Linked DNA regions of Homo sapiens: regions 1, 2 and 4 are each linked to region 3. The links are chromatin contacts, found by Hi-C or POLR2A ChIA-PET in ENCODE. All regions are on one chromosome and are shown on one strand. The core of a region is the stretch at or near the end of the contact, and the rest is flanking DNA. Distances in the headings are between cores, read along the strand shown.

Region 1 (5,305 bases), core at 2,327-4,826, 440 kb before region 3:
GGAGAGAGGACTGATATTGAAAGGAGAGAGAGAGGATAAATTGGCAGAAAGGTACCTGAGAAGGTGAAGGGAGATGGGCTCCAGCAAAACACTGGAAGCTGGCCTGTGAGAGAAGTAAACCTGATGTAAAAAGATGGATTGCTGGTTCTAATTCCTTTCCTTCTAGAGCAGGGAACTGAAAACTGGAAATGCAATGTGGTGCAAACTTTCTGGAGGGTAATTTGTGTACACATATTAGGAACTTGTATAAATGTACACACTCTTCGATCCAGTGAATGCCATTTCTAGAGATTTATCGTAGAAAGTATTAACTATTTATGCAAAGATTTGGATACAAAGATACAGTTGCTTTAATAGTAAAAATGTGGAGACACCTAAATGTCCAATACTAAAATTGGTTAAGCAAATTATGATATATTAATACCAATATAATGAAATACTAAATAGACATTAACAATGGTGCCATAGAAGATGATTTATGGACGTAGAGGATTGCTGTATTATGTTGCTGTACCCAAACTACAACACATTATACTTCACATGTTGCATCTTTAGCACAACACAGTGCTTCATAGAAAGCAGGCATGCAATATCTATGATTGTTACTGGACGGATCTGCTGAATCAACACTAGTTGTATTAAATATAATATACTGATCTTGTTAGACTCTCACAGCCATATTCCTCATATTTATTTCTTTCAGCACAATTCATAATCATTCAGTTCCAAAACAAATACTTTACTCCATTTTCCAAACCTCCCAAGAATTGATTTCCCATCTTGTTCACTAATTTCAAAGAATACTCCAGTCACAGCTCATCAAAAGGGCAGAGCAGAAAAAGAAGTTTGTTTTTAAAAAAGCCTTCAATGTTAAACAAAATGAATGCACTTCTTAATGTAATTTAAAACTTGCAGGCCAGGCACGGTGGCTCACACCTGTAATCCCAGCACTTAGGGAGGCCGAGGTGGGTAGATCACGAGGTCAGGAGATCAAGACCATCCTGGCTAACACGGTGAAACCCTGTCTCTACTAAAAATACAAAAAAATTAGCCAGGCATGGTGGTGGGCACCTGTAGTCCCAGCTACTTGGGAGGCTGAGGTAGGAGAATGGCATGAACCCAGGAGGCGGAGCTTGCAATGAGCCGAGATCCAGCCACTGCACTCCAGCCTGGGCAACAGAGCGAAACTCTGTCTCAAAAAAAAAAAAAAAAAAAAAAACTTGCCAAATATTGTAAGCAAAAGTATGTATATACAGACACACATATATATATATACACACGTATATATATATCTATATACACATTTAAGAAACAGAGAAAAACTTTCTTTTAACACAGTTTTAAAAAACTAAAGCACTGACAGATTGAACTATAAAACAGCATAAGCCAAACTTTAATTGGTACTCTTCTTTACTTAGGCTGTCCACTAGCCCTTTGTGTAGTGGTTAAAAACAAGGACTTGAATGTGAGACAAACTTAGTTTCACATCCTTGTTCCGCCACTTACTGGCTGCGTGACCTAGGGCAGTTAACAGCTCAGAGCCTCAATTTTCTCACCTAGAATACCTACTGCCCAAGATTATTGTGAAGTCAAATAAGATTGTGAAGGTTAAACATCCACTACATGGAAAATCGTCAATAAGTATTTATTATTCATACCGCATTCAAAGTTGTAAGGTAATGCTATTCAAAGTGCGGTCTGAGGACCAGCAACTCAGCTTCACTAGAAATGGAAATTCTCAGGCCCCATCCCGGGTCTATTGTGTGGGGGTAGAGCATGAAATCCATCTTAACAACCTCTTCCAGTGATTCTTATACCTAATACAGTTTGAGAAGCTATGTTGTAAGGAATCCAAAAATGTAATGCAGTTTAACCCCCTACATTTTCATTTTATGGAAGACTAAACTAAAGTAGTAAGATCCTCAGCTAACTTGTTGAAAGTCATTCAGTAGTCTTGTGGAAGAGCTGAGATTTAACTCCAATTACCTTATCTAGGTCTTCAATCTAGGGGGGCTAAGAAGTGGGAAGCTGTTTGCTGTGATTCCAGAGAACTAGATAAAGAAAGAAATCAAGCAGCAAAGACAAGAGACCTACTAATAGAAATGTAAAACGTATCCCATTTTCTGTTCTTGGACACTAGGTGAATAACCATTAATGCATCTGATAAGCAGAAAGGATGACACAGACCTGTAAACAATCTGCCAGATTTTCTTAGTGAAATGTTGACTCACAGGATTTCTTTTAGACTCCTAATAATATAGTACAATAATTAGACATAGCATAACACAGTGACTTATTTTCATTCTTCATTATTTTTCATTTTCCATTAATAACTCAGCAAAAACCATCCGATGTTTACATTCAACATTCTCTGAACTTTATTGCAAATATACTCCAGAAAAACACCATAAAATGTTTTGGTAGTTTTCCCTTTAAAATAATCAGAACTGCATATTGACAGATAACATGAGTAGACCGCACTGAACAAATAACATTAGCCAATTTACTACCAAACATGTGGGCTTGCATTCATTTACCTGTCTGCGTCTCTAATTTCAAAACTTTCAGTAATCCATCTTCACCACCGCATGCTATGAACCCTTGTTCCTTGTTCCAGGATACACACTGCAGCTTCACGTTATTGGGAATGGAAATCTGAAAAAGCAACCACAGCCGCACTAGCAACTTTTCACGAAGGAGCTGGGAAGTAAGTCTGCAGGAGATGAAAGCTGAAGAAAATCTTCCAAGAAGAAAAACGAACGGCCTTGCAGAAAAAAAATGAGCTGTTGTGAAAATGGGCATGGTCCCCTGAACTGACCCGGGCTCTAGCATTTGGGAAAGAGGGAAAGAAGTGCACAAAAGAGAAGGATAGTGACTGCGGAGGAAGCCAACGCCAGAGTCTCACCGGATGGATTTTTTAAAGGGAGGACGGGGAGAGGGTATAAATCCATACCACCAGTCCCTCTTCCTTTTTACCTACAACTTAGGCTATCCTATTGTTATTTCTTTTCTCTTGCCCAATGGCTCGTGGTGATCCAAAGAGTTTAAATCACGTGGATCAGCAACAAGTGGAGGAGGAAACATAGGGTAGCACGTGGCGACTTATCCTCAAGCCACCCAAAAGGACCTAGCCAGGGGCAGGAATGGGAGAGTGCTGCGAGAGGGCAGCAAGCTCGGCCAAAGACTGAGGCTCTGGGAACCGCAGGAAGAGGTCGGAGGCTGGACCCGGCGGGAAGGATGGCTGCGGAATGGCGAAGCCACGACCAGGACCGGGTGAAGGAGCCTGGCTTCTCGGGAAGGCAGCGGGAATCGCCGCAGGCTGCGGGAATGGCGGAGAAACGAGGACGCCCCCCAGGAAACTCACTTTCTTGCTCAGGTAGAAGAACATCGTGGGATCCCCGAGAGGGTCACGGCGGCCGCTAAGGCCCTCGACAAGTAACGGTTCTACGTCTCCAATCGGGAGTACCAGCAGCTCCGGAAAGCTCCCGTCGCCCTGGCAACCGCTGTTGCCCGGTCGCATCCGGGGCGCCGCGGGACACTTCCGGTGACGCCCTCGCACCGGGCACCGGCGTAGTGCGCCTGCGCGGACGTCGATGGGTTTGTGGGCGCAGGGCGCGAGGCGCGAGGCGGTAGCTGGGCTAGTCCTGTTCCCTGGCGTCTGGGCCTTTCTGCTCTCCGCAAGGAGCTGGGTCGCGACCTGTCACTGCCAGCCGTGCGCTCGCCCTCTGCGCCCCGTCTCGTGGTCACTGCCGCCCTCCCTCCCGCCACACCTGTGATGATCGCTATGGAGCCGCGCCTCAGGTGGCATTACTATAAACCTAAGAGGAGAGGCGCCCGTTCGAATAAGGGCAAATTATTTAGTATTTTGTAAGTTCCAAAGTTCCAACATTCTTGAAAGGGAAAAGCCATTTACTGTATTTGATAGGCTGGCGCCACTGGCCAGATGAAAGTGCAAATGTGCGTACTGAGATCTTACAACCCTTCTCTGTGTCTTTGGGGATTGGAGAACCTCTAGAGCAATTTAGGAATAGAAGATTTTGTTTATTCCGCTTGTTTTGATATTTTTTAACAGTTTAATTATTACCGCAACCCCGAGGGTCCTTTTAAAGGAATTTCTGTAAACGTTGGGTAATTACAGCGTACAATTGCTATTGGGGCATGGCCTCCCATTTTACAAATATTTGAGCGTTTGGTGTTTTCTCGTCTAGAGTCGACTGTTACATATTCTCTTCTTTTTCTTACCTTCTTTCTTCATTCTCCTTTGTCCTTTTGGAATGCTTGAGAGTTACAAAGCCTCAAAGTCTAAGGCATAGGGCAGAAATCCAAGTAGAACCACTCATGAAATTATTTGGTCTCACCTATGTTTTTATTTCTGGTTTTCCCTTTTACCATAATCTAGCATGTAATTTATGCATCAGTAGTTAATTTCCCCACTTGGAGTCTTTTCCCATCTCAGACAAAAATAAAATAAAAATCCTCCAATCCTTTGACCTGGGTGATTTGTCTCACCCAGCACAATCTATTATAGAATTGACAATAGTCCCTAGTGCCTTTCCTAGCAAATCTAAACTCCATCCAAAATCAGATCTTCCCTCAATCCTAAATGTTTTTACTAGGGAGCCCCCACCTCAAGTAAGCCAATATGCTTTCTGCAGGGCAACATTCCATCCGGCTCTGCTTCCCAAGCCACTTTATATATGGTCCTACCCTCTTAACAGGCCAGTTGTGCCTAGCCAAACCAGCACAAATCAGTCTCCATGAGGAATTCTTTCCAAACTTAACCCAATCCCATTCAGATAATGTTTGCTTTCCATTGTTTGTGTGTCTGTTTAAGATACATTGGCCCCTGTCCATAGGCTCCCTATACTGGACGCATGAGACAAATTAGTATTATCTAACCCAGGAGTTTCCAATAAACTGGTCAAGACATAATTAGTTGAAGCTAGTTACTGATGGTGACACCTGAAAACTCACCTCTCTTTATCTTTCCCTTCTTGCACATGAACTCTCATTTATTCCTTCTATACCACCATTTCTCTGTGGTATATTAATATGTATTACTGATTTTGGGCTCAAAAAAGTCTGGAAAATACTACTGTAGCTCTATGTCATACCCTTTCAAAATTTTTGAAAAGTAAGAGATGCTTTATATATTTCCTTGGTATATTTAGTTTTTGTTCCTTCCTTAAAGTTTATATTTTATATTTACATCTGTAGGATATATTTGCTTCTCAGGAGCTTATATTAATGTAAAGCTCATCATTATTTTATCCAAATTTAGATAATTTTATATTGAAGCCTTTCT
Region 2 (4,971 bases), core at 2,025-4,524, 380 kb before region 3:
TTCCTGTTACTTAACCAGGTATGCTTCTTTTCTAGCTAAAATACGAAAGGCTCACACTTCAGGGCTGGTACCTCCGGTGCATATAATAACTGGTTCTGGCTTTCTCTATGTCCCACAGCACTATTTTGTACCATACAATGAATATTTTAGTATATGGTGTTACGATACTTTAACACTAGACCAGTAGAAGCCGTGGCTAGAAAGCAATGAGACTGTATCAGATACAGTCACTGATAGCGAGGGAGAGGGGCTCCCCCAAGTTCCAAATGACACAGGGGGAATCATCATCTCAGAAGTCTGTCCCACGTAATGTAAAAAGAAACATAAATATTCTCCCATGCAGACTGAATTATTGCCTCACCAGGAATCAAGCAAGAGAGTACCTTGACAAGGTAGGTAGGGAGGGAAGTGACATTTAATACTCACTCATCCCCATATTGTTTCTCTGTCTTAGTAAAGCAGCTTCTGAGAATAAAATGCACTACTTGGACAAGCCTTCTTTGCTTCGAAGTATTATACTACAGTTTGGCTTAGGTGGTCTTGCATCATAAGTGTTACATGTCTCCCCAAGTTGGTAGAGACTGTCTTTACACTGCTATGGTATTCAAGCTACTCTTTTGAAAGTCATCAACAAAACTATAATAAACAAAACCAATGGCCTTTTTCCAGTACTTATTCTGATTAGAATCTGATATTACTGATCACCTTCTCCTCCTCCTCATCACTGTACCATATGTTTTTCATATCTGTGCTCCAAGTTTGTGATACCATAAATATCTTAAGGGCAGATGCTGTGTTAGACAAGAAACATTTGAGAGTCTAGCACTTAGCAGGTAATAGGAAAACAAGGCAAATGACACATGGCCCCTGTGATTTATTCCTTTTGTTTGTCCACCAAAGCCTTTTACACTGCAGGTGGTCAGTAAATCTCTTAATCAATTTAAGACAGGTCAAACGATTTAAGAAGTTTACAATAAAATGTTTTACACTAATCTGAGAAGTCTATGCAAAGTAAGAACAGCTATGGCATCTTTTTAAAATTGTGAAACTAAAGCATGGTCTTCAGAGGTATGTGAACCCTTCTCACAACAAGGGCTTAAAGTAGGGAACAGATGTAAACTCCTCACTCCCTATTTTGTAAGAATAAGCGCCCGTAATGAAGTTTTTCTCTCTGCATTTTGAGTTTCCTGTTTGTAGTTCCCACTTTATCCTGCTATTCTATTCATTTTCTAGCTGAGCCCACAGCATCAAAAAATCTGCCTGAGAAAAACTGAAAAGAAATACAGCCAATTACATTCGGATGGTTGAAATAGAAATGGTGGTATTCTCTTCTTGAGGAGTTAGGAATCCTTTGTTCTGTGAGTGGAGGGAAGGATCTGAGAAGAAACAGGAAGACTAAGACTGCAGGAGAGAGCCAGGTCGATGGATTCTCTTAGTTAAATAGGAAAGAAAGTCATCTTCTGGGGGTGAGGAAGACGGAATTGAGTAATAGCCTTGAGGATCCTCAAGGTTTGAATTATTCATTTAGGGAAATAGAAGACAGAGCTAAGGACAAACAAAAGAAATGAGACCCAGCCCCTCAGCAAAATGGAGAAGCTATAAAAGGAAGTTAGAAACATAATGCAGCTGATGGTCATTAACTCTATGTTTAGTATTCCAAATCAGTTAAAATACAGAACGAAAGAGTCTCTGAGGGAAAATGTGATATAGTTCTGTCAATAAGGCGGTATTTCCGAATATAAAAGTACAGGAAACATGAAAATAAACTCAGCACAAGCAAACCTACACATTCGTGTTGTTTTTTAAATGTACATCAGAAACAAGACGGTAAAAAACAACAGGGCAGGTAGCAGTCATGTGGAGTCAGGTAGTCCCCCGGGGGTGGGCCATGAAACAGTATCTGCCTCATTTAAGATGATTCTCATCTGGCGTTTGTCCAAATGCTTACTAATGATTTCAAGTCAATGAGTGGGGAGAAGCAGCAAGTACAGAGAAAACAGATTGTGTCTGGGATAACTCTCTTCCTCTTTTGCAGTTAAGTATCAAAAACTGCACAGTATCACCAACGTCACCCACACAACCACATTCGCGAAGTCATTAAAGTGGCCAAGTCGACCATGTAGGAAGTTTGTCACGGCTTCGGCAAAATCATAATAACCTAAAACTACCTAAACTGAATCCCATATTTGGAAGTCATAGACAAGTTAGGTTTAATGTGCATGGATACTATAAATGGTGAATTACAAAAGAAAAAATCACAAACTTATTACTAGTGAATCACCAGGCAACAACAGTGTCAACTTGGTTAGGACAGAATCACACAGATCTTGGAACCCAGGAGATACCGGGGTAGGTGGCCAGGATGGAGAGGGCTCTCAATAAAGGTCTCTGTAAAAACAGCCGGTCGGCTACGAAAAGCACCTACTGCGCAGGGAGGAGGCTGCACCAGGACAAAAGCTGGTCAGGCGTCAACTCAGGCAAAAGCTATCGCCCCCAAGCGATTCTGGAGATGCAAGAGAGGCATGAAACAAAACAAAGTCCAAGAAACGCGGACAACCGGGTTACCGCTGGATCTTTCGCTTTCCCAACGGGAAGACCAATGTCGAAACTAGACTGCGTTTACCAAGGTCCGCTCCTAATTATTTCATTAGAGGAAAAAATTCCAGGGAGCACTGGATAGGAGGAAGGGAGATGCTGCCTTTCAGATCGTAGAAATACAACAAGAACCAAAACAGAGGAATTCCCACCAAATCCTACCACCCTCGTCCCTTCGCCTGCAAAGCCTCTGCTCTCCCAAGCCCGCTTCTCTCCTCAAATTCTTGCCAAAGAACAATCTCCCCATGCTTACCACCGCCCCCCGCTCCCCCGACTCCGATTCCTGAACAAGGTTACTTTCCCAAAGTCCTTGGACTTCATCCAGAGTTGGCGCGCCTTAAAAAGCAGCGCCCCTCCAAGTCCCCGCCCCACCCAACACCCCGTTTCCAGTCTCACCCCCTCCGCACCAGGCCCCGCTCCCCAGGCCCCCCGGACATACGCGCCACGCCTGCCCGCCTTACCATGTACCAGGTCCCCAGGATGATCGTCCCGGTGCGGACATGGCAACAGCCGCAGCACCGGGTGCTGTAGAACCGGTCACTGCGGTTCCGCTTGAAACTCATGGACACCATCGTAACAGGCGGGCCTCCTTCTTGGCCGGGCCCCTGACAAACGTTCTCCACCCGCAGCCAAACTCAAACGGCTGTTTCACGGCCTCCAAAACCCAACGACGCGTCTTCAAACCCGCCCCCGGCTCGTGCCCCTGCCAGCTTCTTCGCGCCTGCGCACTGAGCGCAGCGACTTCGGCTTACCCACCCCTCTTCCTCCACACAGGCCAATGGGGAGCGGAAGGCTGGATGGACCGGACTTCTGATTGGAAGAACTTGGGGATTGACAAGACCTCACGCCCAATTAGAAGTGCAACTCGCCTCAGCGAGTCTCCGCCTGTTACGCGAAGGCAAGGGCTGGTTCTCGGGCCTAGGATAGTTGGGGATAGGTATGTCCCCGTAGTGCACTATTCCCGAGATGAGACCCGCAAGAAAAGAGGCATTTAATGGAAAAAGGGAGACACGAGACAGCGCGGATGGCAGAAAGCGGGCACAAGGGGCTTTTCTGAGCAATGTGTGCCACGTACTGGATGGGAAGCGTCACAGGCTGATAACGTGACCTTTGCGCGCAGCTCAATTATTGCGCGGGCTGGGGGCGGGGCCTGCGGGGAAGGGACAGAGCCAAGCCCAGCCTTGAGCCATCCTCGCCCCTGTGGCGGAAATGGGAGGGTGCCTGGAGGAGTGGAGGGATTGGATTTACACCCTCTTTTCCCTCCGAAGCCTCCTTGGTGGGGGCGAAGAAAGACCATCCAACCCTGCCAAAGGCAAAAGGATTAAGGATAAATGAAAGCAAGATAATGTAGAAGAACTACTTAGCTGCTGGGTTTTTGGAGATGAGTGATTTTTTTTTGTAGGGAGAAATTATGAAACACATTGAAATGGACAAAAAATTACTGAATGTCTTCAATGAAAAAACAGCCATAGTTTGGCACACCGTCCCGGGCATTCTGTTGCTAGAGGGGCTGTCCGCTTTTCTTTGTGGTGCTCTGCACAACTCGGTAAGACCCCTCGTATTGTTATCTTACCCTTCCTTGGGAAAAGCCATTTTGCATCGATTTGTAAATTCATTCCCCAGTCCTGATTCAACAATATAGATGGGTGCTTTAAATTCTGCTTAGAGCTGGTTCTAACAGCTTACTGGTCCCCGGGTTAATGAGTAAATAAATTTTTTACACGTGTTCATTTTGTATTTCTGTGAGACCTGTGACTTCACCGTTAAAAAATGTATTTATCATTTAATGCTTTGGTAAACACACTTCTTTTCAGAGAATAGAAAGGGCTTCCCTTCTGCCAGGGCATATTCTTAGCCAGAGACCACACTGAATTCAGAGTAAAGGTTATTTCTTTGGCATGGCTTCTTTGAACACTGCCTGAAATTATGTATGTATTTGTTGATTATCTCCCCAATAAAATACAAATTTTAGGAGAGCAGAGACTATTCACCACTGAAGGAGTTGTCCATGGAGCTTATTTTCAAACCATCTGGGAAGCAGTAGTTAAGCCCGCCCACGCTAAAGGATGGGGTGTGGCTGGCTAACTCAGAATGAATTATGACATTTCTCTACTTATGTAGGGAGTAGATTATCTTAACCCCGCCCCACAATTTCGTATCCCTTATTTTGTTCTAGGCACAGATCCAATCACTTTATTTTCAATCATTTCATTCCTACAACTAACTGAGATAGGTACTCTTACGTTATTTAACTCTACAGAGAAGTTAAATTACATATCCAAGATTGCAAGGCCAGTGTCACAACTGAGATTAAAACCTGTTGTGCCAATAGTTTCCAAACTTTGCTGCACATTGGCATCACCTGAGGATCTTTAC
Region 3 (5,634 bases), core at 2,798-5,297:
CAGTGATTTTCAAAGTTTGGTCACACAGCAGCAGCAGCAGCAGCAGCAGCAGCATCCGTGATAATTAATTTTATGAGTCAACCTGACTGGGCGATGGGGTGCCTGGATATCTGGCCAAATGTTATTCTAGGTGTCTCTGTGAAGATGTTTCTGGATGATGTTAACATGATGTTAACTTTTTTTTTTTTTTAAAGACAGCTCACTGCAACCTCCACTTCCCAGGTTCAAGCGATTCTCGCGCTTCAGCCTGCTGAGTAGCTGGGACTACAGACACACACTACCATGCTCAGCTAATTTTTTGTATTTTTAGTAGAGAAGGGTTTCACCATGTTACCCAGGCTGGTCTTGAACTCCTGGCCTCAGGCAGCCTGCCTCCTCAGCCTTCCAAAGTGCTAGGATCATAGGCGTGAGCCACCACATCTGGCTGATGTTAACATTTGAAATGTCAGGCTGAATAAAAATTGTCCTCCCCAGTGTGGGTGGGCGCCATCCAATCAGTTGAAGGCCTGAATAGAACAAAGGGCTGACCCTGCCACAAGTAAGGGAGAATGCCTCCTGCTTGACTGCTTTTGAGCTGGGACATCATTTTTTTTTTAAGTTCTCAGACTCAAACTGAAACATTAGCTCCTCCTAGGTCTTCAGCCTGCAGACTTCTAGACTGGAACTACACCAGTAACTCTCCTGGGTCTCCATCTTCCTGACTACAGATTTAGGATTTGTCAGCCTCCATAATTGTGAGCCAATTTTTTTCTGGAAAGCCTGGCTTTCCAAAGAAATATATATATGCTTATCTTTGAGACAAGGTCTCACGCTGTTGCCCAGGATAGAGTGCAGTGGTGCCATCATGGCTCACCACAACCTTGACTTTCTGGGCTTAGGTGATTCTCTCACCTCAGCCTCCTGAGTGGCTGGGCCTATGCCCAGCTATGCCCAGATAATTTTTGTATATTTTTTTGTAGAGATGGGGTTTTGCCATGTTGTCCAGGCTGGTCTTAAACTCCTGGGCTCAAGTGATCCTCCCACCTCGGCCTCCCAAAGTGCTGGGATTACAGGCATGAAGCACTGCACTGAGCCCAATTTCTTATAAATAATCTTTTTACACACACACACACACACACACACATACACACACACACACACACATGCATCTATTGGTTCTGCTTCTCTGGTGATGCTGACCACAGCATCACCTTGGACCTTGTGAGAAAAGTGCATTTTCTTGGGCCCTGATCAGACCTACTGGATCAGAAACCCTGGGAGCGAGGCTCAGAATCTGAGTTTGGGAAAACCCTGCAGGTGATTCTGCTAAGAGTTAAGTTTGCTGCTTTTAAAATGAACATTAGAGAAAAGGGAGCTCAAAGTCCTTGACTTAGTTCTCTTATCTTTTATTGGAATATTCTTGGGTTTCATTGAGCACCTAATTTGGTTTCATCTACTATAAGTGGGTGTCAAACACTTGGTCTTCTAAATAGCCTGGATTTTGGGGTGAGGGGGGAGTGTAGAGGGAGATGAGGGTTGAGGCAGAGTCTTGAGGATTGCCCGAGCCACACCATCCACTTCCATGTGCTAAGGGATGACTGATATGGTTTGGCTCTGTGTCCCCACCCAAATCTCACCTTGAGCTGTAATAATCCCCATGTGTCAAGGGTGGAACCAGGTGGAAATAATTCAGTCATGGGGGTGGTTTTCCCCATGCTGTTCTCGTGATAGTGAGTTCTCACGAGATCTGATGGTTTTATAAGGGGCATCCCCCCTTAGCTTGGCACTCATTCTCCCTCCTGCTGCCCTGTGAAGAGGTGCCTTCCACCGTGACTGTATAAGTTTTCTGAGGCCTCCGCAGCCAGCCGTGTAGAACTGTGAGTCAATGAAAACTCTCTTCTTTATAAATTACCCAGTCTCAGGTATTTCTTCCTAGTAGCATGATAACTGACTAATACAATGACCTTGGTTTAATCAGGCAACTTTTAGAGTCATATCTTCCTCTAGTCAGCCAGGCTGGAGCTGGCTGTTAATCTACTTGGGCACCCTCTACCATGCTCTCCTCCACTCTACCCGACTTTCCCTGTTTCTAAAACATTTTACTGCTCAGTCCAAGGCTCCTGGTTTTCTTGCTGGTTCTGTCTCCCACTGTATAGCATTCATAAACAAGTCTCTACCACTCTAGGCCTCAGTTTCCTCATCTGAAAGACAAAAAGCTTAAGCCTGGGCTTCCAGGGAAATTGCAAGGATGGAATACGAATTGGGCGGGGGGTGGGTAGTTGTTAAAATTATATATTTACTCCCTTTTGTGGCCACGGACATCTGGAAATCATGTGTCACTAGAAGGGTGGGAAAGGCTGAGCGGACTGTGCCAGGCCCATCCACTGGACGACACGAAAGGGCTCTGGGGCAGGGCCCGGCTGCAGCTGCCAGCACCTCTGCCTCTTGGGGCATGTGATCCTCTAGACCTATGGACGGGGAGGTGTCAGTGATGGGAGAAGCTGCCGTGTGAGGTTTCCTGCCAGTCCCAATGGAGAATCACAGTGCAGGCCCTTGGGTACTGGAGTGAAGCCGTGGCCTCTGCAGTGGAGAACTAAATGCCTCTTGAACAACTGGCATGCTTCTGGGCCCTACGATAGACTGATCACCTGAGCATGGGACACCAAGTGACCATGAAGCTGAAACTGCCCATTGTGAACTGAGTCATATCAGAACCACCAAATCAGAGTGCAGCAGGCCCAGCTGCAGGCCATAGTGAGACAGAAGAGGCACGCCTGGAACTGGGCATGAACAGGACTGGAGGGTACAAGCAAGCAGGATCCCTGGGCAGTAGCTCCCTTAGCTCATGCCCATGGCCATGTGGGGCATCGGAAACATACAGCTGAAGGAGGAGGAAAGAGCCCAAGCTGCTTTATGAATAGGTTCACTGGGTAGGTGATGTACCCTCAAAATGGATGGCGGCTGCATTGCAGCCTCTAACTAACAATATAGTTTAGTGCATACAGAAAGGTGCTTTTCATTCATTCATTCATTCTCTTGTTTATACATTACTTTCTTTCCTTCATTCCCTCTCTCATAAAGCACATGCAGTTTGGATGTGATGCCTCCTATCTCCCCGGGTGGAACCTGACACTTTTATTCAAGTCTTCTTTCTAGCCAGCCTTCCAGCGGCATTTAAAATGCTTATATGGGGCTGGGCATGGTGGCTCATGCCTGTAATCCCAGCACTTTGGGAAGTCGGAGCAAGATGACTGCTTGAGGCTGGGAGTCCAACACCAGCCTGGGCAACATGGCGAGACCCTGCCTCTACAAAAATTTTAAAAATTAGCTGGGTGTGGTGACGTGCAACTGTGGTCCCAGCTACTCGGGATGCTGGGACCACAGCCTCCTGGCAGGAGGGTCACTTGAGCCCGGGAGTTTGAGGCTGCAGTGAGCTATAATCACACCACTGCACTCCAGTCTGGGTGGCAGAGTGAGACCCTGTTTCAAAAGCAAATTCTTATGTGTCATTCATTTTATAAGAAAACAAAACTCTATTCCACTTCATCCTCTATCTATTGCCCATCTCTCTTCTCTTTGTAGCCAAACTGAAGAGCACTGACATTCCTCCCCAGAACTCCTCAATGGATCTCCTCCAATCAGGCCTCCACCCCGTCCTCCCTCTAAATGGTCCCTGCCTCCCCTCTCGGTCATGCCTCCATTCTCTCTATCCTCACTGCAGCCAGCCTACTGCAGGCCAGCCCTACTCCTGCATAGATATTTGCTACGGCCTCCTAGATTATCTTCCTGAGACAATTTTTGTTTCTTGGGTCCATCCCCACGAGACAACCAGGGTGATTTCTTGGGAGCATAAATCTCAGTATTTCACAGGCTGTATTAGTCTCCTAGGGCTGCCATAACAAAGTATCTGAGACTGGGTGGCTTAAACAACAGAAATTTATTTTCTTACAACCTGGAGGCTAGAAGTCCATGATCAAGGTGCCAGCAGGTTGGTTTATACTATGGCTTTTCTTTTTGGCTTGCAGAAGGCCATTTTCTCCCTGTGTCCTCACACAGCCTTGCCTCTGTGCCGCAGCTGTCTTGGTTTCTATTCCTCTTGTTATGAGAACACCAGTCCTATTGAGTTAGGGCCCCACCCTATGACCTCATTTAACTTTAATTATCTCCTTAAAGGCTCTGTCTCCAAATACAGTCACACTAGGAGACAGAGCTTCAACATATAAACTTGGGGGCACACAGTTCAGTCCATAACACATACCTACACATTTCTGTTACTCTCAGGATAGAACAAAACCCTTTATTTACATGGTCTATAAAGCCCTGCACGACCTGGAGCCTTGCCTGTTTTCCAATCTCATCCGGTCAATTCTCGCCTTTCTTCTGTTTAATTCTCAGTTCCTCAGACATGCAGGCTTCTTGCCTCTCTAGGACCCTACTACATAATGTTTCTCTTGCCTGAAGTATTCCCGTTTACCACCCTCCCCACTCCCTCAGCTTGCATAATGCCTATTTGTTTTTGAAAATCTAGCTCACATATCTTCCTTGGGAAGTTTCCCATGGCACAAGGTCAGAGCGCCCACTTACATTTCCTCTGCACACCTGTTTTGTTCACTGTTGTGTGCCAGGCACCGAGCACAATGCACTGTATACACGAAGTGCTTAAAAAATAAGTATCAAAGAATTCACAAAGGTTGAAGGTAGTTGCCTTGTTGGACTTCTGATAAAGAGGAGGACCAGCAGTCCTGTGAACCACCTTCTAGCCAGGAAAGCCAGGCTGATGAGTTATATCATCCTGATTTATTTAGGAAATTGCATAGAAGACTCTAGCTAAAATCTCAAGGGTGAATGTTAAAGTTCCATCTCTGCCCAAATTGCTCAACCATGGGAGACTGTTTTCAAAGACGGCAGAAGCAATTCATCCCATGCTTCTTTGCAATGTGTCTTTCCTGCTCCTTCCGACAAGAGGGGACATCCACTTGTCTTCTCCTTAAATCTGGACTGGTCTTGTGACTTGCTTGGGCCAACAGAATTCGGTGGAAGTGATGCTATTTAATATGTGAGTTTTAGGTCCCACCTTCATCTGCTTCCGCTTGATTGGAATACTGCCCTGAGACCACCATGTAAGGCAGCTGGGTTTACTTCTTGGAGGGTGAGAGGCCACGGGCAGTGGCATCACAGTGACCTAGCCAACAGCCAGCACCAACTTCTAGACATGGGAGTGAGACCTTATGGGGCCTTCCTGCTCAGCCAACCTCCAGCTGAAACTAACCACACAAGAGTGCCCAGGACAGACCAACAGAGGAACCCACAGAATTAAGAGAATAAGAAATCTTTCCTGGGTGGTTGATTACCCCAAAAAGGCTAATGGCCATTAGTCCTCCTGATTTCCCCATGATAAACCCATTTCCCCTCCTCTAAACAGTCACACCCTCTCCCCCGCTCTCTCACTATCACTCAGTGTGACTCATCAGAACCCTCCAAATTGTCACTGTTTCCAACTGTAGATCCAAAAGGAACACAGATGAGATAGATGATTCACAGCAGAGTCTACAGGTGTGACTCTGCAGGGTCTGGATATAAGAGCACTGTCACGGACCACATTCTTGCTGAAACATGACCACATTCACTCACTTAGGACATGGGGCTCCTGAAGTG
Region 4 (5,670 bases), core at 709-3,208, 280 kb before region 3:
CCATGCCTGGCTAATTTTTTTTTTTTTTTTGTATTTTTAGTAAAGACAGGGTTTCGCCATGTTGGTCAGGCTGGTCTCAAACTCCTGACCTCAAGTGATCCGCCCACCTCAGCCTCCCAAATTGTTGGGATTATAGGCGTGAGCCACAGCTCCTGGCCAGGACTAGCTGTTAATAGACACAGGTTTTCTTTTGGGGAGGATAGAAATGTTCTGGAATTGGGTAGTAGTGATGGTGGCACAACCTTGTGACTATACTAAAAACCACTGATTGTGCACTTAAGTGGCGAATTTGATGGCATTTGAATTATATCGTAATTAAAAAGAAATATGGATTGATGGATTTTTCTTTCTATACTCATATGTTCTCAAACCTTAAACTTTTATTCTTATTCACAGGAATCAACTGATATTACTGCTAAAAACATTGGTTTCTGGGCTTCACCTTGGAGCTTCAGATACAGCAGATTGGGGCAGCGCCCAGGAATCTGCATTTGATTGTTGTATTCTAAGTGCCATTTCCCTGTTCCCCAAAGGCTTGGGTCAGAGGATTTCTGAGCCAACCTCAGAACCTCAGAAGACAAATAAAATTCTTTAACCTATTATTTCAGAAAAAAAAAGCTGAAGATTTCAAACACAACCAAAACTTTGTTTTTAGTCTGCTTCTTATTAAAAACAGACTGGGACCCAAAGAAACCCCATCGGGGTAGGTAATGAAGTAATCATGATCATACTAAAAGAACAGAATGGAAAAACTGCCTGGCCTGGAGCAAACCACAGAAAAAATTGTCTTCTGCCTCCAGTGCTCAACTGAGCCATTCAGATGAAAATATCCCACTAGCCACATCGACAGCTTAATCTGGGGCAGGGGAGCTAGACATTAGTAAACCGCCACTCACTGCCCCCTATACAAATACATACTTACAGACACCCACTCCTACACACTCAAAATTCGAAGCTCTGGTATGTGCTCCATGATTAGGGCTTTCTTTGGGGTTACAAGGAAGCAGAGTTGTAAATCGGTATTAGAATGTGATCAAAAGGAATGTCTGTATGCAATTATTTTGTTTTGAGACCAGTGTTCAGAGGCACCGACTTTAAAGTGCTGGCTTGGTCACGTGGTGGCCTCTCACACACATAGGCGCATATGATTTTGGTCCCCACAAAAGAAGGAAGACAAAGGCCCGGGTTTTCTCTTTGTTGCTTCTTTGTTTCAGGACGGAGTCTCACCCCAACAGCTCAAAGCACCCTCTCCCCCATCTCCCCTGGCTGTCCATTCCCTAACTGTTACAAGAGGAAGTCTTGCTAATATAACCTCTTGCCCCGGAAAGTAGCAGTTACTGTAATTTGAGAACAGAGATCCCTTGCTTAACAGAAATTCACTTAACAAAACTTCAAATTAAACAAGAGGTCAGTGAAAGGAAATAACATTTGTGAGGCATGTCTACTGAGTTCTGGGCAGTGTGCTGGGCAATTTCACACAGATTTTTGCATTTCATTCAATGAGTCATCACAACCACCCCAAAGTGGAGGTATTATTATCCCCCGTATTATACCAAAGAATCTGAGGCTCAGAGTGGTTATGTAACTTGCACACGGTCACAAGGTTAGGAAGTAGCAAACCAAGTAAAAGATCTCCTCAAAGCAACATCACAGAGAAAAAAATGTTGAGGAATTCGGGTGTCCTATGAGTCCATCTTGCGGTGGCTGGCTTGCCCAGGCTGCTGCCATCTGTTACACATGCGCATGAGAAAGCAAAACTCAGTCCATCAGATAACGTCTGAGAGCAGTCAGTGCTTTGTGAAGCCCAGCAAGCCACCGTTCACCAGTGGGCATAAAACCAAAGCTTTATGTTTCGGAACAGAACTGTTAATACAGACGCATTCTAGTGATTGCATTATCGGCACCCTAAGTCACAAGGCTCTGGTCTGGGTCCCTGTTTACCCAGCTTCATTTGTAGTTGCCTTTCCCTTCCTCTCTGGGCTCCAGCCAAATAGCACCTGGCTGTCCCTCGGGGCCACCATGTTCCTTCCTGTCTCAGACCCTTGGCTATTGCTCTCCCTCTAATTGTCCTTCCCAAGGCATCTCTTCCCAGCACCACTCAGTAACTTTCATTAGAAGGAGGCTCCATGGGGCAGAGATTTTGTCTGGCTGGTTCAACATTGTATCCCCATAGCTGGAACACAGTTAACACTCAATAAACAACTGTTGAGAGGACGAATAAATGAATGAATATTTCAGACTTCAGTTCATACCTTGCTTCCTCAGTTCACCCCTCTCTGAGCCACATCCTCCTTGTGAAACGCTCCTACTCCTTACCTACTTATTTCTTTATTTTAAATGTACATACATGTATGTATGTGCGATTATTTGTCTGACGCCTGACCCAAGACTGTAAGCTCCATGAGGGCAAGGACTATTCCTGTTTGCTCACCTTGATGCTCTCAAGAATGGCCTTATTATGGTGTGCAATAAGTGTGGGTCGAATGAATAAATGGCCAAGCAAGTCTTAAAAAGGTCAATTTCTTCTGAGCTATTTTCATAATAAAGTACTTAGAGGAACTGAGAAAAAAAAATGGGTCAGGAATCCACAGATGAGGAAGGCACTTCAAGTCAGTAGGTAGTTTAGCCACATTCCTGGTGCTTTAGGGCCACTGGATCTTACAGTGGGGATAAAGAGGGGCCAGTGGTGTTGTACCTGGGTTTCTACCACTGTGCTGCAGTCTCACTTCCATTCTTTTTGTCACATGAGTGGGACTTACTTAAATGTGGCATCCCATGATTCATCTTCTGTTTGATAGTGTAGTATTGTTAATATGCAAATCTTACTGAGATTTCATCCAATATTTACCCTTTTCTGTGTGCATAACATGTTAAGATCTTCTATATCCTCAAGTATGATTTTTTTTAAGTCATGTCTAGATGGCCAATTGTTTTTTCTCCAAAAGAACACATTCCTGATTTTAAAATGAAAATCAGTGGGGAAATGAGATTCACTTAAAAGTCCATTGCCTTGTAGCCATTTCTGATGGAATACACATGCTCTGTTAAGTGAAGGGACACTCCATGAGGTTAATTTGATTTACACTTCATACGTTTCCTAAAGCATATGGTGACAGACAGAAGACGTAGGCTATGAAAGTCTGGAGGGATGTGTAAAATCTTCTTGGGAGCCAAAGGCTGTTTCTTTTTTGTGGCTTGATTTGCAGGGACTGCCTGGCAGATCTCAATGCAAACCTCAGCTGCATGGGGCAAGCTTAAAACCTGGACATGTGGAGGCCAGAGACAGGGCTGGGACAAGCTGCCAACTGACAAATGAATTCCCCACAGACCACCCTGTCACTTCCTATCTGCTGGCAAAAGTTTTGTCATCTGTGCCCACACATGGACTGTCTTGGGCATGGTCAGGCTGATTGGCATAGGAGGTAGCCTGAGTCCTCTGAGGCCCCAAATATTCCAGAATTCCTGAAAATGGACAAAGCCCACAGCAGCCCAAAGCATGCAGAATGCAGGGTGCAGGGGCTGGCGGCTGATGCCTGCTGAGAACCGAGACGGCCAGTCGTCCAACTCCCACGCACTCCTAGAGCCAGATGTCATTTTCACCTCTATTTTGGTGCTAGCTGGGGGAGGGGATGTCTTTGAAAACAAGGTAATTTTTTTTTTTTTTTTTTGTAATCTGCCCTAGTAAGCTGGGTGGGTCCTGATGCATAGCGGGGAGAAAGACTAACAATAAATACCCTCACTCTGTGTGTGTGTGTTGGGTGGGGAGTTGGGGGTGGGGTCAGGGGTAAAATATACATTATATAAAATGTATGATTTTAATTATTTTTAAGTGTACAATTCAGCGTCATTAAGTACATTTACAAGTTGTGCAACCATCATCCTATCCACTTCTAGAACATTTTCATCATACCAAACTGAAACCCTATGCCCATTAAACAATAACTCCTCCCAGCCCCTGGTAACCTTATTCTACTTTCTGTCTCTACGAATTTGACTATTCCAGGGACCTCATGTAAGTGAAATCATACCATCTCTGTCCTCTTATGTTCCGCTTATTTCATTCAGCATCTTATTTAAAAGTTCGTCTACGTTGTAGCTTGTGTTTTAAGAAAGAATTTTATTTTATTCAATATAAGAAAGAATTTTATTTCTTTCTAAGGCTGAATAGTATTCCATTGTGTGTGTGTATATATATATATATATATATATATACACACACATCATATTTTATCTATTTATCTGTGATGAACATTTGGGTTGTTCTACATTTTAGCTATTATGAATAATGCTGCAATGAACGCTGATGTACACGCACCTGTTTGAATCACAGCTTTCACTTCTTTTGCATGTATAACTAGGAGTTGAATTGCTGGATCACATGGCAATCCTATGTGTCAATTCTTGAGGAATTCCCAAATTATTTTCCACAGTGGCAGCACCATTTTAAATTCCCACCAACAATGCATGAGGGTTCTAATTTCTATACTTGTTCACCAACACTAGTTATTTCCCTTTATTTTAAAATAATAGCCATTCTAATGAAGTGAAGTGATAGCTCATTGTGGTTTTGATTTGCATTTCCTTAATGATTTATTATGTTGAGCATCTTTTCATGTGCTTATTGCCATCTGTATATCTTCTTTGGATAAATGTCTAGTCAAGCCATTTGACTGTTTTTGAATTGAGGTGTTTGTTTTTGTTTTTGTTTTTGTTTTTGAGACAGTCTCGCTCTGTTGCCCAGGCTGGAGTGCAGTGGCACAATCTTGGCTCACTGCAACTTCTGCCTCCTGGGTTAAAGCGATTCTGATGCCTCAGCGTCCCGAGTAGCTGAGATTGCAGGTGTGTGTCACCACGCCCGGCTAATTTTTGTATTTTTAGTAGAGACAGGCTTCGCCATGTTGGCCAGGCTGATATCGAATTCCTGGCCTCAAGCAATCCACCTGCCTCGGCCTTCCAAAGTGCTGGGATTCCAGGTGTGAGCCACTATGCCCAGCAAGGTGTTTTTTTTGTTGTTGTTGTTGAGTTGTAGGAGTCCTTTGTATGCTCTGAATATTAATTTCTATCAGATACATGATTTGCAAATGTCTTCTTTCATTCTGTGGGTTGTTTTTTCACTCTCCTGATAGTGTCCTTTGATGCAATTTCCTTGCTCTTGTATATAATACTTCCCAGTTTACAAAATACTTACAAGTATTTGCTTTATTTTTAATGTCACAAGCAATACATGAATATAGACCCCTCACAAAATTAAAATTTTTTTTCAAGCAATACAGTTAAGCTAAAGTCAACTTTAAGCTCCATTCGCAAATCCCAGCATGATCCCATGAGATAAGGCCTTATCTGTTTGGTATTTATTCATCCAGATCTTTCCCCATATATCTGCATGAATTTCCTTCATTCAACAAATACTTATTGAATGTCTACTATAAGTGAGGCATTGCCATAGGCCCTGGGGACACAGAGGTAGCAACACAGACAAGGTCCTTACCCTGATGGAATTTACATTCTAGTTGGAGAGGGGAGGATGCATGCAACAGTAAATAAGAAAATCTAGATTGTGAAAAGCATTGCTAAGGAAATAAACAGGATGATACGATACAAAGATCTGTTGGGGAGGGGAGAGAAGGCCATGCTGGGGAGGAGACATTTGAACTGAGAGCTAAACCCATC

The links. Hi-C counts contacts between places; a loop is a spot of excess contacts on that map. ChIA-PET counts read pairs that join two places held with the same protein, here RNA polymerase II (POLR2A). Pooled maps may share reads with other maps.
Region 1: a pooled map shows a loop between it and region 3 (2.2-fold over the local background). The contact joins the promoter of WDR35-DT here to the enhancer-like site in region 3. A Hi-C loop is called at or near these places in 2 of 50 pooled maps. POLR2A ChIA-PET finds 5 or more read pairs at or near these places in 3 of 52 experiments (Caco-2, HCT116 and activated B cell).
Region 2: a loop to region 3 is called in a pooled map, with 4 times the contacts of the local background. The contact joins the promoter of LAPTM4A here to the enhancer-like site in region 3. A Hi-C loop is called at or near these places in 5 of 37 single-sample maps with no recorded cell type and 7 of 50 pooled maps.
Region 4: a loop to region 3 is called in a map with no recorded cell type, with 2.5 times the contacts of the local background. The contact joins two enhancer-like sites. A Hi-C loop is called at or near these places in 2 of 37 single-sample maps with no recorded cell type and 3 of 50 pooled maps.

Annotation. Positions count from the first base shown.
Region 1 is chr2:19,986,628-19,991,932 of GRCh38, forward strand. It overlaps WDR35-DT (WDR35 divergent transcript), which reads left to right and starts at 3,577. Exons shown (of 3, transcript NR_110235.1): 1 at 3,577-3,867. WDR35 (WD repeat domain 35) reads right to left here and starts at 3,478. Exons shown (of 27, transcript NM_020779.4): 1 at 3,365-3,478; 2 at 2,538-2,655. The coding sequence starts at 3,388. RefSeq lists enhancers at 3,209-3,258, 3,275-3,778, 3,409-3,458 and a silencer at 3,619-3,698.
Region 2 is chr2:20,048,354-20,053,324 of GRCh38, forward strand. LAPTM4A (lysosomal protein transmembrane 4 alpha) reads right to left here and starts at 3,275. Exons shown (of 7, transcript NM_014713.5): 1 at 3,057-3,275. The coding sequence starts at 3,167. LAPTM4A-DT (LAPTM4A divergent transcript) reads left to right here and starts at 3,784. Exons shown (of 5, transcript NR_187142.1): 1 at 3,784-4,141. RefSeq lists enhancers at 2,411-2,550, 3,086-3,285.
Region 3 is chr2:20,425,629-20,431,262 of GRCh38, forward strand. No RefSeq gene overlaps it. Among named protein-coding and RNA genes, the nearest start is that of RHOB, 19 kb to the right of the region's middle. RefSeq lists enhancers at 3,971-4,170, 5,216-5,405. Within about 2 kb of position 4,048, at least 8 of the 41 ENCODE cell types and tissues checked have a DNase peak (open chromatin) inside an H3K27ac peak, as active enhancers do.
Region 4 is chr2:20,147,898-20,153,567 of GRCh38, forward strand. No RefSeq gene overlaps it. Among named protein-coding and RNA genes, the nearest start is that of SDC1, 74 kb to the right of the region's middle. RefSeq lists enhancers at 2,463-2,512, 2,543-2,692, 3,276-3,465, 3,616-3,745. Within about 2 kb of position 1,959, at least 5 of the 41 ENCODE cell types and tissues checked have a DNase peak (open chromatin) inside an H3K27ac peak, as active enhancers do.